Linked DNA regions of Homo sapiens: regions 1 and 3 are each linked to region 2. Evidence: chromatin contacts called from ENCODE Hi-C or POLR2A ChIA-PET data. All regions are on one chromosome and are shown on one strand. The core of a region is the stretch at or near the end of the contact, and the rest is flanking DNA. Distances in the headings are between cores, read along the strand shown. Region 1 holds the start of RPF2 (ribosome production factor 2 homolog). Region 2 holds the start of ZBTB24-DT (ZBTB24 divergent transcript). Region 3 holds the start of REV3L (REV3 like, DNA directed polymerase zeta catalytic subunit).

What was found. Hi-C counts contacts between places; a loop is a spot of excess contacts on that map. ChIA-PET counts read pairs that join two places held with the same protein, here RNA polymerase II (POLR2A). Pooled maps may share reads with other maps.
Region 1: a loop to region 2 is called in a pooled map, with 9 times the contacts of the local background. The contact joins the promoter of RPF2 here to the promoter of ZBTB24-DT in region 2. A Hi-C loop is called at or near these places in 1 of 37 single-sample maps with no recorded cell type and 7 of 50 pooled maps. POLR2A ChIA-PET finds 5 or more read pairs at or near these places in 1 of 52 experiments (Panc1).
Region 3: a map of naive thymus-derived CD4-positive, alpha-beta T cell shows a loop between it and region 2 (5-fold over the local background). The contact joins the promoter of REV3L here to the promoter of ZBTB24-DT in region 2. A Hi-C loop is called at or near these places in 1 of 168 maps with a recorded cell type or tissue (naive thymus-derived CD4-positive, alpha-beta T cell), 1 of 37 single-sample maps with no recorded cell type and 8 of 50 pooled maps. POLR2A ChIA-PET finds 5 or more read pairs at or near these places in 1 of 52 experiments (B cell).

Annotation. Positions count from the first base shown.
Region 1 is chr6:110,979,209-110,983,733 of GRCh38, forward strand. RPF2 (ribosome production factor 2 homolog) reads left to right here and starts at 2,830. Exons shown (of 10, transcript NM_032194.3): 1 at 2,830-2,921. The coding sequence starts at 2,899.
Region 2 is chr6:109,482,000-109,486,975 of GRCh38, forward strand. ZBTB24-DT (ZBTB24 divergent transcript) reads left to right here and starts at 1,645. Exons shown (of 4, transcript NR_187591.1): 1 at 1,645-2,838. It overlaps ZBTB24 (zinc finger and BTB domain containing 24), which reads right to left and starts at 1,220. Exons shown (of 7, transcript NM_014797.3): 1 at 1,099-1,220; 2 at 1-55. The coding sequence starts at 27. RefSeq lists silencers at 911-1,200, 1,281-1,720.
Region 3 is chr6:111,481,724-111,486,412 of GRCh38, forward strand. It overlaps REV3L (REV3 like, DNA directed polymerase zeta catalytic subunit), which reads right to left and starts at 1,495. Exons shown (of 32, transcript NM_001372078.1): 1 at 1,027-1,495. The coding sequence starts at 1,165. It also overlaps TRAF3IP2-AS1. RefSeq lists enhancers at 382-441, 2,282-2,641 and silencers at 812-891, 952-1,021, 1,082-1,381, 1,552-1,781, 1,822-2,211.

The DNA.
Region 1 (4,525 bases), core at 1,580-4,079, 1.5 Mb after region 2:
AAGATATAAAAATGGGTAATCAATCAGCACATGAAAACATGCTCACCATCATTTGCCTTGCCATCAAGGAAATGAAAATCACAATGAGATACCACTCATATCTGTTAGGATGGCTTAATAAAACAGATGGACAATGCTAAGTTTTGGTGAGGAGTGGAGAAATTGGAACCTTTGGTAGATAGAACAATGCTTCCTTCAACTCCCAGCCCAAAGATGTTGAGAACCCCCAGGTATCTGTGAATATGTTACTTTATATGCCCAGAAGGAATTTGCTATACGATTAAGGATCTTGAGATTATCATGGATTATCCAGGTGATGCCCATGTAATCACAAGGGTTTTATTAAGAGGGAGTTAGGAGTGTCAGAGCATCAGAGAAAAAGATGTGACAATGGAAGAAGTTCAACTGATGATCTTTGAAGATGGAGAAATGCCAAAGTATGCAGACAGTCTACAGAAGCTGGAAAAAGCCAAGAAACCGATTCTCCCCTGAAGCCTCCAGGTGGAATGTAGTCCTACTGACTTCTTCATTTTATTTATTTATTTATTTAATTTATTTATTTATTTACTTAAGAGACGGAGTCTTACTCTGTTGCCCAGGCTGGAGTGCAGTGGTGCGATCTCAGCTTACCGCAACCTCCACCTCCCAGGTTCCAGTGATTCTCTTGCCCCAGCTTCCCAAGTAGCTGGGACTAGAGGCGTGCCACCACGCCTGGCTGATTTTTTGTATTTTTAGTAGAGATCGGGTTTCATGGTGTTAGCCAGGATGGTCTTGATCTCCTGACCTCATGATCCGCCCACCTCAGCCTTCCAAAGTGCTGGGTACAGGTGTGAGCCACTGCTTCCGGCCTACATTTTAGACCTGCAAAACTGATTTCAGACTTCTGACTTCCTGAAGTATAAAATAATAAATGTGTGATAATTTGTTACAACAGAAATAGGAAACTAATACCAAACTCTCTTACATTGCTCATGGGAATTTAAGTGGTGCAGGTGCTTTGGAAAACAGTTTACCAGTGCCTCAAAATGTTACACTTAAGAGTCAGCATATGACCCAGCAATTTTTCTCCTAGAGAATTGAAAATGTATGTCCACACAAAAATTTGTACACTAATATTCAAAGCAGCTGGGTGTGGTGGCACGCGCTTGTGGTCCCAGCTACTCGAGAGGCTGAAGCACTAGAATCACTTGAACCCAGGAGATGGAGGTTGCAGTAACCTGAGATTGCATCACTGCACTCCAGCCTGTGTGACAGAGTGAGACTCTGTCTCAGAAACAAAACAAAGCAAAGCAAAACAAAACAAAAAAACACAAAGCAGCATAATCCATAATAGCCAAAAAATAGGAACCATTCAAATGTACATAAGCTGCCGGGTACAGTAGCTCACGCCTGTATTCCTAGCACTTTGAGAGGCCAAGGCGGGTGGATTACCTGAGCTCAGAAGTTCAAGACCAGCCTGGCCAACATGGTGAAACCCTGTCTCTACTAAAAAATACAAAAGTTAGCAAGGTGTGGTGGTGCGTGCATGTAATCCCAGCTACTTGGGAGGCTGAGGCAGAACTGCTTGAACCCGGGAGGTGGACGGCGCAGTAAGCCAAGATCGCACCACTGCACTTCAGCCCTGGCGACAGAGCAAGACTATGTCTAAAATAAAAAAAGTACCTAGGTTGATAAATGGATAAACAAAATGTGGTATATCCATACAAAGGAATATTATTCAGTCCTAACAAAATGGAAGTACTGATCCACGCTACATGTATGAACCTCAAAAAGATAGTGAAAGAAGTCAAACACAAAAGGCCATACGTTGCACGAAACCATTTATATATGTTCAGAATAGGCAAATCCATTGAACATAAAGTAGATTATTGGTTGCCAAGGGCTGGCAGGAGGGGGAAGTGGGGCATGGACTGCTACTGGGTGTGTGTGTCAGGGGGGTTCTTTTTGAGGTGATTAAATATTCTGGAATTAGTGGTGATATTTGCACATCTTTGTGAATACACCAAAAATCACTGAATTGTACACTGTAAAGGGGTACATTTTATGGTATGTGAAGTATATGGTAACTTAAAAACTGGGGAAAAATCACGAACAGCAGTACATTTTCTGCGCATCTTTTATGTACTAGGCAACTGTGGTAGTCATAAATTCTGTCACACAGATCGCATAGTTGTCAATAGTGCCCCTTTCACATCAATGTTTTTAGTGCTTATGTGAGTACCTACCGTGCAATCAATCAACCTTTCTAGCATCCTGGGATTCCTTGAAGAATAAAATCTGGTTTCTGAATACCTGACTCCAGGTATGCACACTAGCGCGTACATCAAACTGCGAGGGTCTATGTTATTTTATTTTATTTTTATTTTATTTTTGAGACGAAGTCTCGCTCTGTCACCCAGGCTGGAGTGCAGTGGCGCGATCTCCGCTCACTGCAACCTCCGCCTCCCGGGTTCAAGCAGTTCTCCCTGCCTCAGCCTCCCGAGTAGCTGGGGTTAGAGGCGCCCGCCACCACGCCCGGCTAATTTTTGTATTTTTAGTAGAGACGGGGTTTCGCCATGTTGGCCAGGCTGGTCTCGAACTCCTGTTATCAGGTAATCCGCCCGCCTGGGCCTCCCAAAATCCTGGGATTACAGGCGTGAGCCACCACGCCCGGCCAGTGTTACTTAAAAGTATTACCTCGCACCTGTAACTCCAGGAAAGAGCCGGGGCAAAAATCCGTAACCAAGACAACAGGGCGCGATTCCAATCAAGATGGCCGCCAGCGCCTCTAGACGCCCTCTACGAGGCCGTCCCCGGAAGTGGCGTTACGCGCAGCTTCCGGTTCCGCCTGTTCCGGCGCACGTAATCGCCGAGGGCACGTGCATGCCCCCTGGTTAAGAGTTGCAGGTAGCGGTAGCGATGGACACTCTGGATCGAGTAGTGTAAGTGCGCTGGGTCTCAGCCCCGGGGAGCGTTGGGGTGAAAGGGTCCCGTGATGAGGGTGGTACTGTCTCGGCCTCTCACTCTTCCTGGTTACCCCTCTAATTACCTGGGTGGGGGCCGATCGATCACCAGCCCGGGTCCTCCTCAGCGCGAGCTGCTTGCCAGGAGACAGTGGGGAAGCTCTCAAGTGGGAGCCGTGGGATGGGAGGGATGTGGGATTGAAGCGTTGGCCGCTTTTATCCTAGCCAGTTGAAAAACGTCTGACTTCCGAAGTATGAGACAGATGGTATAGTGGGGTTAGGAGCACAGCCCTCGGAATCCGACAGATCTGAGTGACAGTCTGGCGCGTCCACTTAAAGCTTTGTGACTTTGGGTCATTAAATATCTCTAAATCTTAGCTTATTCTGTAAAATAGCGCTCACCATAGTCATACTTCATAGAGCTGTGAGGGTTAGTTTCGAGAATGTATGTAGAGCCTTTGCTGCAGCACGTAGAAATGTTCATTAGTTTTTTCTTTTCCTTCCAACTTTGTACACTCCTCTGAGTTATCCTTGAATGATACCTGTTTTAAATTTGTTCAAGAATATTTGGGCTAAACAGCCCTGCTGTTACTTGCTGTGATTTTCTTGCTATTTACCTAAGTTAACATGTATCCAAAACGACAGTTTTAGTCATTCAGAGATTTTGCACACCTGCTATGCCTCTAGCTGTTTGGACTACAAAGAGTAGTTTACTAGGTATTGGGACTAGTTCACACGTTAATTGGGAGCAGGCAGCTAATAAAACATGTTAATTGCTATTTGCATTTGTTGCTGTTTAATGAGATACAAAAGATAGAATAATTTGTATCTTTATCAACCAGTAAATGATCAGAAGCTTTATATGTGACATTATATCTGGAGGAGTATTTTAAAAATCTACATGGGAAACTTAAGTGTATGTATGGTCTCTTTTTCTTCCCAAAGTGTCCATGGGACTGGACGAGGGAGGGTCATAATTATTTGGGAGGAAGAATTCTTTCAGTAGATGGCAGAGAACTGTCTGAAAAGCAAGGTGCTCATTGTAGAGGAAGCAGAGGTGAAGCCCCTCTTTTGAACAGAAGTGTGTAAAAACATGCCACTCCTACTGTCACATCATAAAGTCAGAATAATGAATTTATTTTCCCTTCATATTTTACAGGGTAATTGGTCTAGACGAATTTTTAAATCTAGCTTTAAAAAATTTGTTTTTTTTTGAGACAGGGTATCACTCTGTCACCCAGGCTGGAGTGCAGTAGCCCCATCACAGCTCACTGCAGCCTCGACCTCCCTGGGATCAAGCAGTCCTCCTACCTCAGCCTGCTGAGTAGCTGGGACTATAGGCGCACACCACCACAGCTAATTTTTGTATTTTTTGTAGAGACAGGGTTTTGCATTGTTGCCCAGGCTGGTCTCGAACTTCTGGGCTCAGTGATCCATCCACCTTGGCCTCCTAGAGTGTTTTTATTACAGGCTGTGGGCCACCTCCCAGCCCTAGCTCATTTTAAAAATTGGCCTGTTTACTTGCTGTGTGATCTTGGGCACATTACCTGTCTGTTCAATTGCCTCATCTGTAAAGTGAAGAT
Region 2 (4,976 bases), core at 395-2,894:
AGAAGGCTCTGGCGATGTTTCTGCCATTTTCTTCAGAAGCCACTAAGGGTTAAATCTGAAATAAGAAAACAAGGTTTAAAAAGGAGAAAGCACTGTCTAAAAGGTTAATGCCAGCCCACATGAACTTCCTATTCACTTCACATCATTAACTGAATTTTACCATTACCATTTTTGTCTGTCTACAAACTTAGCTCTGGGCCCGGGCGCAGTGGCCTCACGCCTGTAATCCCAGCACTTTGGGAGGCCGAGGCCGACGGATCACTTGAGACCAGCCTGGGCAACATGGAGAGAATTCATCTATACAAAAAATACAAAAATTAGCCTGGCGTGGTGGCGCCCGCCTGTGGTCCCAGCTACTCAGGAGGCTGCGGCAGGAGCATCACCTGAGCCTGGGAGTTCGAGGTTGCCGTGAGCCGTGATCGTGCCACTGCACTCCAGCCTGGGCGACAGAACGAGACCACCACCTCAAAAAACAAAAACAAAACAACTTAGCTCGCGGTTTTTTTTTTTTGAGACGGAGTCTCGCTCTATCGCCCAGGCTGGAGTGCAGTGGCGCAATCTCGGCTCACTGCAACCTCCGCCTCCCAGGTTCAAGCAATTCTCTCCCTCAGCCTCCTGCCGCACATTAACTAGCTGAGTGACTCTCCAGTATTCATGGAACGGTTCAGGGTCTACCTTCTATAAAATGAAGGAATGGGATTAACCATCTCCAAAATCCTCCGCAAGCACGAACTTTCTATGGTTGCACAACTATTTCAGGGAGAACGAAGCTGCCTCCATCTCCCAGATTATTAGCCATTTCGTATGTGGGAACCAATGTGAAGAGTGAAGAAATGTGCACGTGCAAAGTGAATGTGAGGTAGCTGCAATAAAATACTAATAACTTAAGCTGCGTGGGGCCGCCAGACACACTAGGGGCGGCGCGGAGCCCCCCGCAGCCCCGGGTGGTCCCAGCAGGGAGAGGTGGCGCGGAAAGACCCCCACCTCCCCGCCCAGGCCCCGCGGGCCCGACTGGGGAGCACACGGCGGGGGAGGGGTCGGCGCGGCAGACCTACCGCTCAGGGGCGCCCGGTGGGGTCCGGGTCGCTGCCAACTCACCCGGCGGCCTGGCGGGAGACCCACGCCGGGGCCCGCTGGCCCTCCGCTCCGCCCCGCCCGCCTCTGGGGCTTCTGCGCCGCACCGGTTTCTGCTCCTGCGCCGCCGCCGCAGCCACAGCCACAGCCAACCCGGAAGCGCGGCGCCAAGAGCCGCTTGCGCGCGGACGCCGAACCACGTGGCCCGCAGAGGCGCCCCTGGAGGTGGGGGCCACGAGAGCGGCGGGGAGGGGAAGGGAGGTGAGGGGCGGGGCGGGGCGAGATGGCGGGGCGGGGCGGGGCGGGGCAAGGCGGGGCAAGGCAGGGCAAGGCGGGGCGCGAAGGCAGTTCAAGGGTTGGGGCGTGGCAGGGGAGGGGAGGGGCAAGGCGGGGCGAGAATGCAGGCCTGGGGTCGGGGGAGCCGCGGCGGGGCGGGGCAGGGCGGGGCGAGATGGCAGGCCCGGGGCTTTGGGGCCGGGGCCGGGGCCGGGGCCGGGGCAGGGCGGGGAGGGGCGCGGCTTCGGAGGAGGGACAGTGGCCGGGGCGGGGCGCGGCCAGGGGCGGGGCGGTGTCGGCGCCCGAGGTCCTGCGTGTGGCACTGCCGGGGAGCCCAGGCAGGAGCGACTTTTGCGGTGAATTGGGGGCAATGGACAGGAGAGGCGTTGTGACCCCTCCCTTTGGGAAGTTTTATATCGTATTAAACTGTTAGCTCAACGCCAATACCTTAATTTTATCTCTTCTCCGACACCGAATCTGGTGTTGTTCTTGAATGTATAAAGGCATGAAATCCCCCTTACCGTCATCATCATTGTCATCATCATCACCATCGTCATTATCTAGTGCTAATATAATAACTATTACTTACCTCCTAAATGTTTTTCACATCTGCCTCCTTTTCCTCCCCACTCCTGATGCCTTAGTCTAAGGGAATGAAGAGAGCACTGCAGTCAGAGAAACCTGGGTTCTGAGAGATCTTGGGCAAATTACTTACCCTCACAACTTCTTTACCTTACCTGTAAAATGGAGATGTTAACACTAGTGCCACTTTGGTAGGGTTGCTATTGCATAAACAAAATTAAGTATGTAATGGGCTTAGGAAATGCCTGGTTTAATTCGTCTGCTGTGATTAAAATGATCATTATTATTCAAACTTTCATCATCTTTGTTCAATAGACTGTTTCTAACTGGTCTCAGCTGCAGCGTTGTTCTCTTTAATTCGCAGAAGTACAGAGGATTTCTCCAAGTACATATGAGATCCAGAGACTAGAGTCACTCCTTGGCTTAGAATCCATGTGGCTCCCACATGCCCTCTGGATAAAGTCCAGGCTTCTTAATGTGGTCTACAAGCCCCATCCAGATCTACTCCCCACCTGCTTCCATCCATTTATTTCAGCATTTTCTCTCTCTTAGCCAATACCTAATTACTTATTTTTCTGCCCATTTCCAGATTCCCAACATGCCATCTATAGCCTCCCTGATCTTGAACCGGAGGTGTAATTAGCAACCTGGCTCTTACATTTTTACTAGATTTTATTAAAACTAGCTCAAGCCACACATGCTCCTTCTCTGAGGTTTCCCTTTCATATTGAATTGTCTCTAAGTCCTCTGGATTTGTGGGGGTACAAGTGGGATGGGGAGCGCTCCCTGACTTCTGCATACCAGCAGGAAGTTAGCTACCTCATTGTTTCTTGCTGCTACGAGGGTTGCAGTCAAATCACTGTCCCTCCAGAGGTCCTCAACGGCATAAGAAGACTCAGTGCCAAGGTAAGCCAGGTACTTCCATTTCCTCATTCAATCATTGCTCACTGGAGCATAATCCTGCGAGGAAAGACTGAGTCTGGAGGATCTTCCAGCATCAGCCACCCACAACACAGACTAGCCCTTTCTTCAAGGCAATTTTGTTTTGGATCCATACTGACTTTTTCAAAACTTTTGTTCTTGTTAAGGCCAGCCGGTCTACCCCTAACAGGTCTTCTTAAATTTAAATCTTGCAGAACAGGATTTGGGGTGTCATACATTCATCTAACAGATATTTATCGAGTGTCTACTAAGAGCCAGACATTGGCGTCAGGTGTTGGGGATACAGCAACTAACAAGGCCTTTGCTCTCATGAAGCTTACATTCTACTAAGGGGAGACAGGACAAATATACAAGTAAACTAATGAATAATAGTTTCAGAAAGTGTTAAATTTTATAAAGAATGATGATGGAGACTGACAGGGAAGTGAAATCAGGATAGGGTGACATTTGAGCTGAGATCTGAATGACATGGAGACAGCTGTGGGAAGATCTGGAATAAAAATGTTCTAGGCAAGGGAAAAGCAAGCATAAAGGCTCAGACTGGGAAGGAGCATCTGATGAACGGCAAGGACTGTGTGGCTGGAGCACAGTGAGTGAGGGGCAGCAGATGGAGTGGAGAGTTGCCAGATTTCACAAATAAAGACACAGGACACCCATTTAAAAAAATAAATGCTGCCTCAGCCTCCCATGCTGGGATTACAGGCATGAGCCACCTATACCCAGCCAACAAAGAATTTTTTTTCATATAAATTTAGTGTAGCTTAGAGCGTACAATGTTTATAACGTCTACAGTAGTGTATAGCCATGTCTTAGGCCTTCACATTCACTCACCACTCACTCACTGACTCACCCAGAGCAACTCCTATTCCTGTAAGCTCCATTCATGGTAAGTGCCCTACACAGGTGTACTTTTTTTTTCTTTTATACTGTTTTGTTTTGAGACAAAATCCCACCCTGTTGCCTAGGCTGGAGTGCAGTGACATGATCTCAGCTCACTGTGACTTCTACCTCCTGGTCTCAGGTGATCCTCCCCACTTAGCCTTCTGAGTAGTTGGGACTGCAGACATATGCTACCACACTCCACTATTTTTTTTTTTCCGTATTTTTTGTAGTGATGAGGTTTTGCCATGTGGCCCAGGCTGGTCTTGAACTCCTGGGCTCAAGTGCTCTGCCCACCTAGGCCTTCCAAAGTGCTAGGATAACAGGCATGAGCCATCAGTATACTGTATTTTAAGTGTCTTTCTTATGTTTTGATATGTTTAGATACAGAAATACCACTGTGCTACAGCTGCTTACAGTATTCAGTACAATAACATTCTGTACAGGTTGGTAGCACAGGAGCAATAGGTTGTACCATAGAGCCTAGGTGTGTAGTAGACTATACCATCTAGGTTTGTGTAAGTTCACTCTGTGATGTTTGCACAGTGACGAAGTCACCTAGTGATGCATTTCTCAGAACATATCCCTGTCATTAAGCAATGCATGACTGTACCTATAAAAGAAAACCAGTTAAAATGACAGCTGGTTTCTCAACAGCAATAGTAGAAGCCAGAGGTTAGTGGCATGATACTTTCAAAATTCACCTAAAATCTTTTTTATAGACTACAATTATCATGGAAAAGGACAAAATCAAGACAATTTTGGTCAAACAAAAAATAAAAGTATTAACCTCCAACAAACCCATACCATAGGAAGGAAAATAACACCAAGAGGAAAGTCTGAGGTATAAGAGGGAGTTGTAAGCCAAAAAAAAAAAAAAAAAGAGAAAAAAGTAAGTATGAAGGAAATCTAAACAAACATTGATTATGCAAAATAATGTCTAATTCGGAGAGTAAACAAATAGAGTAGATCTAAAATATTGAATGAAAATACCATTTAAGATGGGAAGCTGGTTATCAGTATTCCAGTGTTTTAAGGGTACAGCTATTGATTACCTTGAGGCTTTACATATACATGGTGAAAGAGTAAGGGACAGCCACTTAATTGGTACAAATAGAGTGCATACTTCAAACACTGTAGAGGAGATAATGGCATTTCAAAGTTATTGGTCAATGCCAGGTCGGGTGCAGTGGCTCATGCCTGTAATCCCAGCACTTTGGGAG
Region 3 (4,689 bases), core at 245-2,744, 2.0 Mb after region 2:
AACTCCATTATTTCATGGAAGCAGTTCAAAGCATGCAAAAAAGCAAAACCATTTTAAAACACCTAGTAAACTGGGCCTCTATCTTTTTTATATTATCATAAGCCCCAGGAGTTTTTGAGAACGTACCTTCTGTCACGGCTGTCTCCCCTTCCCATCCCTTCTTCAACATAGTTGTGTTTAAAAAATATATACCTGTACTTAAAACGCAATCCTACAGCCCAGCCTAGGAGCATTTCAAAATGTCTGTGCTGCTGAGTCTGGCTGTGGTTCCTAATAAATTCACCCCATTAAGTGTGATGTTTTAGGTTGGGCAACATAAACACGCATTTCCTACTTCCATGGATGCACATTTCCTGAAAGCACTGCACCTAAGGATGCTGCCCTGTCCCCCGACGCTCAGGCACTAAACTCTAAGGAGTCACGACCTGCACTCACAGCAGAGCCACACGGTCACCCCAGTGAGAAAGATTATCTGGCCCCAAGCGCCACTCTCTCCGGCCCACTGCATCTCCGGAACTGGCAGAGGAGAGCGAGGGTGAGAAGAGACCATGGGGAGCGACTGACAACAAGGCTGACACTTCCCCGTTTCCAGAAAGCGGCACTTGGGGGACACAAGGGATGTCCCACTAGCGACCGACCTCAGAGCAGGCCCTACGAACCCGTCCACCGATGGACATGGCGCGGCCACCTGGCCCGCCGTCCGGGGCGCCCGCGGCTTTCGCTCTCCCGGCCCGCGCCCTGGAGTGCGGCTCCCGCTCCCGGCCGCCACACGCAGTCTAAACACGCGGCGCTCGCCACCTCCCTGCCCGGGGGTGGGGGCGCCGCGCAGCGCTCGCGCGGACCCACATTTTTGCGGCTCTTGTCACGCACGAGAGAAAAGGCGAGGAGGGCGGAGGGGAGGGAAGACGCGGCAGCGATCCACGGAGACGGCCGGCGCCGGTGGCGTGTGCGCGTGTGCGCGGCGGGGAGGGCGGCCCCGGCGCCCCGCCGACTCCCGCTCCCGCCCCGCGCCCGGCGCCCGCTTACCTGCCGGGGTCGCTCCGAAGACTCGCACCACCGGCACCTTCTTGACAGGGGCCTGGGTGAGGGGGGATTGGCAGGTATCCAGCCCCTGCAGCGGGCTGGCCATGTAGTAGTCTGCAGTCACTATCCTTACTGAAAACATGTTCGCCGCCGCCGCCACTGCCTCCCTTCACTGGCGACCCGGCAGCGGCAGCAGCAGCGGCGGCGGCTCCCTCCGCAGCGGCGGCGGCGCCCCCTCCCCTTCTCGGCACGGCCCCCTCCCCTCACACAGAGGCACCTCGAGGAGCGGCGGGCGGGGCGGTGTAGGCGCTGCTGCCGCCGCCTCCTCAGGAGCACCCGGCAAGGGGCCGCAGGAGAGAAGCCCTCGAGCTTTCGTCGGTGCTGGTGCTGCCGCCACTGCCGCCACCGCCGGGAATCACACGGGCTCCTCGGTCCCAGGCTGCAGCTCTTGTTGCCATGATGATGATGTCACGGACGCAACCACTGGGGGGAGGGGAGAGGGGGGTGTGTGTGGCGAAGGGAGGCTGCGAGTAGTGCGGGGGAGGGGGCTCGGCGGGAAAAGGAGCGAGAGGGCGGGCGCCCGGGCGGGACACGGAGGGCGGGGGCCGAGAAGGGGCTTTCTCCCCCTCCCCGGGCACGCGGCGAGGGAGGCGGCCGGCGGCCGGCAGCGCCCGCGCGGGATCGATGACTCGGCTGGCGGGCACGGTCACCTGGGTGAGGGGCAGCGGAAGGGGCGGCGGAGCACCGATCTCATGGATGGGCTCCGAGGGGCTTGCGGGAGGGGGGCGCCAGTGTTCGGGGCCGTTTTGGCGGCTATGCAGGATTGGCAGGAGCTGCGATGCTCACACTTGCCTCGCCGACCGCCATTTCACATCCAGCAGAGGAGGCGGGGGCAGCCGCTGAGACGGTTTTTCACAAGGTAAGAAAATCCGCCCGCGTGAGGAGGGAGGCGAGGCGCAGATCTCGTGCCGCTGCGGCCTCGCGGGAGGGAAGGGCGGGCGGGCGGCGGAACGGGCGGGGCCGGGTGCGGACGCAGCCGGCCCTTCTCAGGTAACGCCGCGGCTCCGCGCGTGGCCCGGGGGCGGTGCGAAGGGTGGGGGCGCGCGGGCGCGGGCTTCGGCCTATAAAAGGGCCGCCCTGGCGTTCCCCCTTCCCGAACGTGCCGCGCGAGCCGCGGTGCCCCCTCCTCTTTGCTGCTGCAGTGTCTGCGCCGGGCCATTTAATGAGATTTATTCACGCACGGCTCTTCTCAGCTTTGCGAGGGGTTGGCAGATCCAGTGCACAGGGATTTCCCACTACCGTGTTTTTCTCCCGCCCCCTTCCTTCCCTCTCGTCCTAATACATCCTTCGTTGGTTTCCTCGGCCCCGCAGGCTGCGTCCCGGGCACGCGCAAGTACATGTAAGGACTTGTCAGCTGCCGGTGACCTCCCTCCTCCCTCGTCGCTCCTCCCCCAGCGGAATGTAGGATTAACAGTCTTTCCGAGAAAATTTTGGCCAAAGAAAAAGGCCTGTGAAAGTCACCGCGTTAGACGTGGCCTCCTCGTGTTTTTCACTAACACGTTATGGAAGGTTTTACTACCCGAAGGCATAAAAGCACCACCGTGGGGAAGGGCCGTTTTGAATAAACAACTTTATTCAAAAATCGAGAGGGGGTGAAGCGATGCAGTTAGGGAATTTTTGTTTTAAAGAGTAGTAACATGCAGCTGGCTTGGCTATTAAATTGGAAACAAGGGGTTCCTCTCTGACTTGGCCACTGATATTGGGCGTGACCTTGGACAAATAATTTTGTTTCTTTGGGCTCAGTTTCTACATATGTAAAACGGGAAGGTTTCTCTTAAAAACTAATCCTGAAGGGTTTCTTCTCAACAAAAAGATGCAAGCTGTAGGAGGCAGAAAGCGTGGGTTCAAGTTCGAAATTTGCCCCTGAATTAGGACCCTTGACACATTTCTAACCCATCCAAGTAGAGATCGTTCTTTTACATTTGTGTGTTATACAGGTGCATTTTAGTGGTTACCAGGTTGCCACGTATTTGAAGTGGTGTGAGAGCTACTCGTTTGGAACCGTTGTGGATTTTCAAATAGGAAAATCAAAAGGCCCAAAGAGACAGCTCACTGGTAAGAAGCTGTCTATAAATTCCCTAACATATAAATGCTATAATAAGAACTTACGCTCCGAGGGATTTGAGACTGATTACTACAGTAAATTAGCTTGTAGTTTTTAACCTCAGAGCATGATTATAAACATACGTGGCAAGATTTCTACTAATATGCTGGAAATTAGCTAATATTTTTAAGAGGCAAAATCTCTTGATCTGAAATTTTAGAAGGCTATAGAAGTGATTTTAAAATATGACTACCATGCTAAAATGTATTTTTTATAAAATAAATATTTTGTACACGCCGAATGTCAGATACACAATATCAGTGATTCTCAGTGTTCCATGACACCTAGAATTCTTTAAGTGTTGATATTTTGGCTCTTACTGAATTATATTTTGGGGGATGGGGCCTGGGAATCTGTATTGTTAGCAACACTACTTGCCACCCCGTGATTCTTAAGCAAAATAAAATTGAGAATCCTTGTACTATATTATAATCAGTGTATCCATAACTTTTAAATTATAATATTCCTAACTAGAAAATGGTAAAAGCATCAAATTAACAGATTTGCGATTTCTAGAAGAGGGTTTCTTTCCCCTTACCTCTTGAATCAACATTATTTACTTTAAGAAAAGGCAGTTGCAACCACAAGTCAAATCCTTCTAGAACTCCAAGAATGTTCACTCTTGAAGAAAAACATTTGCAGCATGAAATTAGGAATGTTGTGTTCATTGCATGTAATTTAGTTTTAAGTTGATGCTCAAATTGAAAACCTGACAATAGCCCCCTAATTAACCACTATCAAATGTGTTTTATATGTATATTCTTCCTGAAGTAAGAAAAAGTTCTGGAATTTTGAGTCAGAGAATGTGAATATTAAACCATCATTTAGCTAAGTGCTCACTTATTTTTTGGAATTTATTTCCTCATCTGTGAAATGGATAGTAATTCCTGTTTTAACTTCTCAGGGATGTTATAAGGCTCAAATGAGATAATGTATGTGAAAATATAGTAAAATGTTCATATCCAGAAGTCTGATTCATTGAGAAACAGTAAAATCACTTGGAATTGACTTATCTACATACAGTATGAGAAATGCAAAAATTGAACTCTATACTTAATATCCTTAATGCTTTTTTTTTTTTTTTTTTTGAGACAGAGTCTCACTCTGTCACCCAGGCTGGAGTCCAGTGGCACAATCTTGGCTCACTGCAACCTCCACCTCCCGGGTTCAAGTAATTCTCCTGCCTCAGCCTCCCGAGGAGCTGGGACTACAGGCATGTGCCACCATGCCTGGATAATTTTTGTATTATTAGTAGAGATGGGGTTTCACCATGTTGGCCAGGCTGGTCTCGAACTCCTAACCTCACGATCTGCCTACTTTGGCCTCCCAAAGTGCTGGGATTGCAGGTGTGAGCCACCACACCTGACTGTGCTTTCTTTTTTTTTTTAGGTGGCTATTTCTTGCCAGGAGATTTGAGATATGGTGAGAAACAAAACAGACATGGTCCCTTCCCTTATAAGGTTTATAGTCTAGCATCCTAAAAATGTATTTTAATCATATCA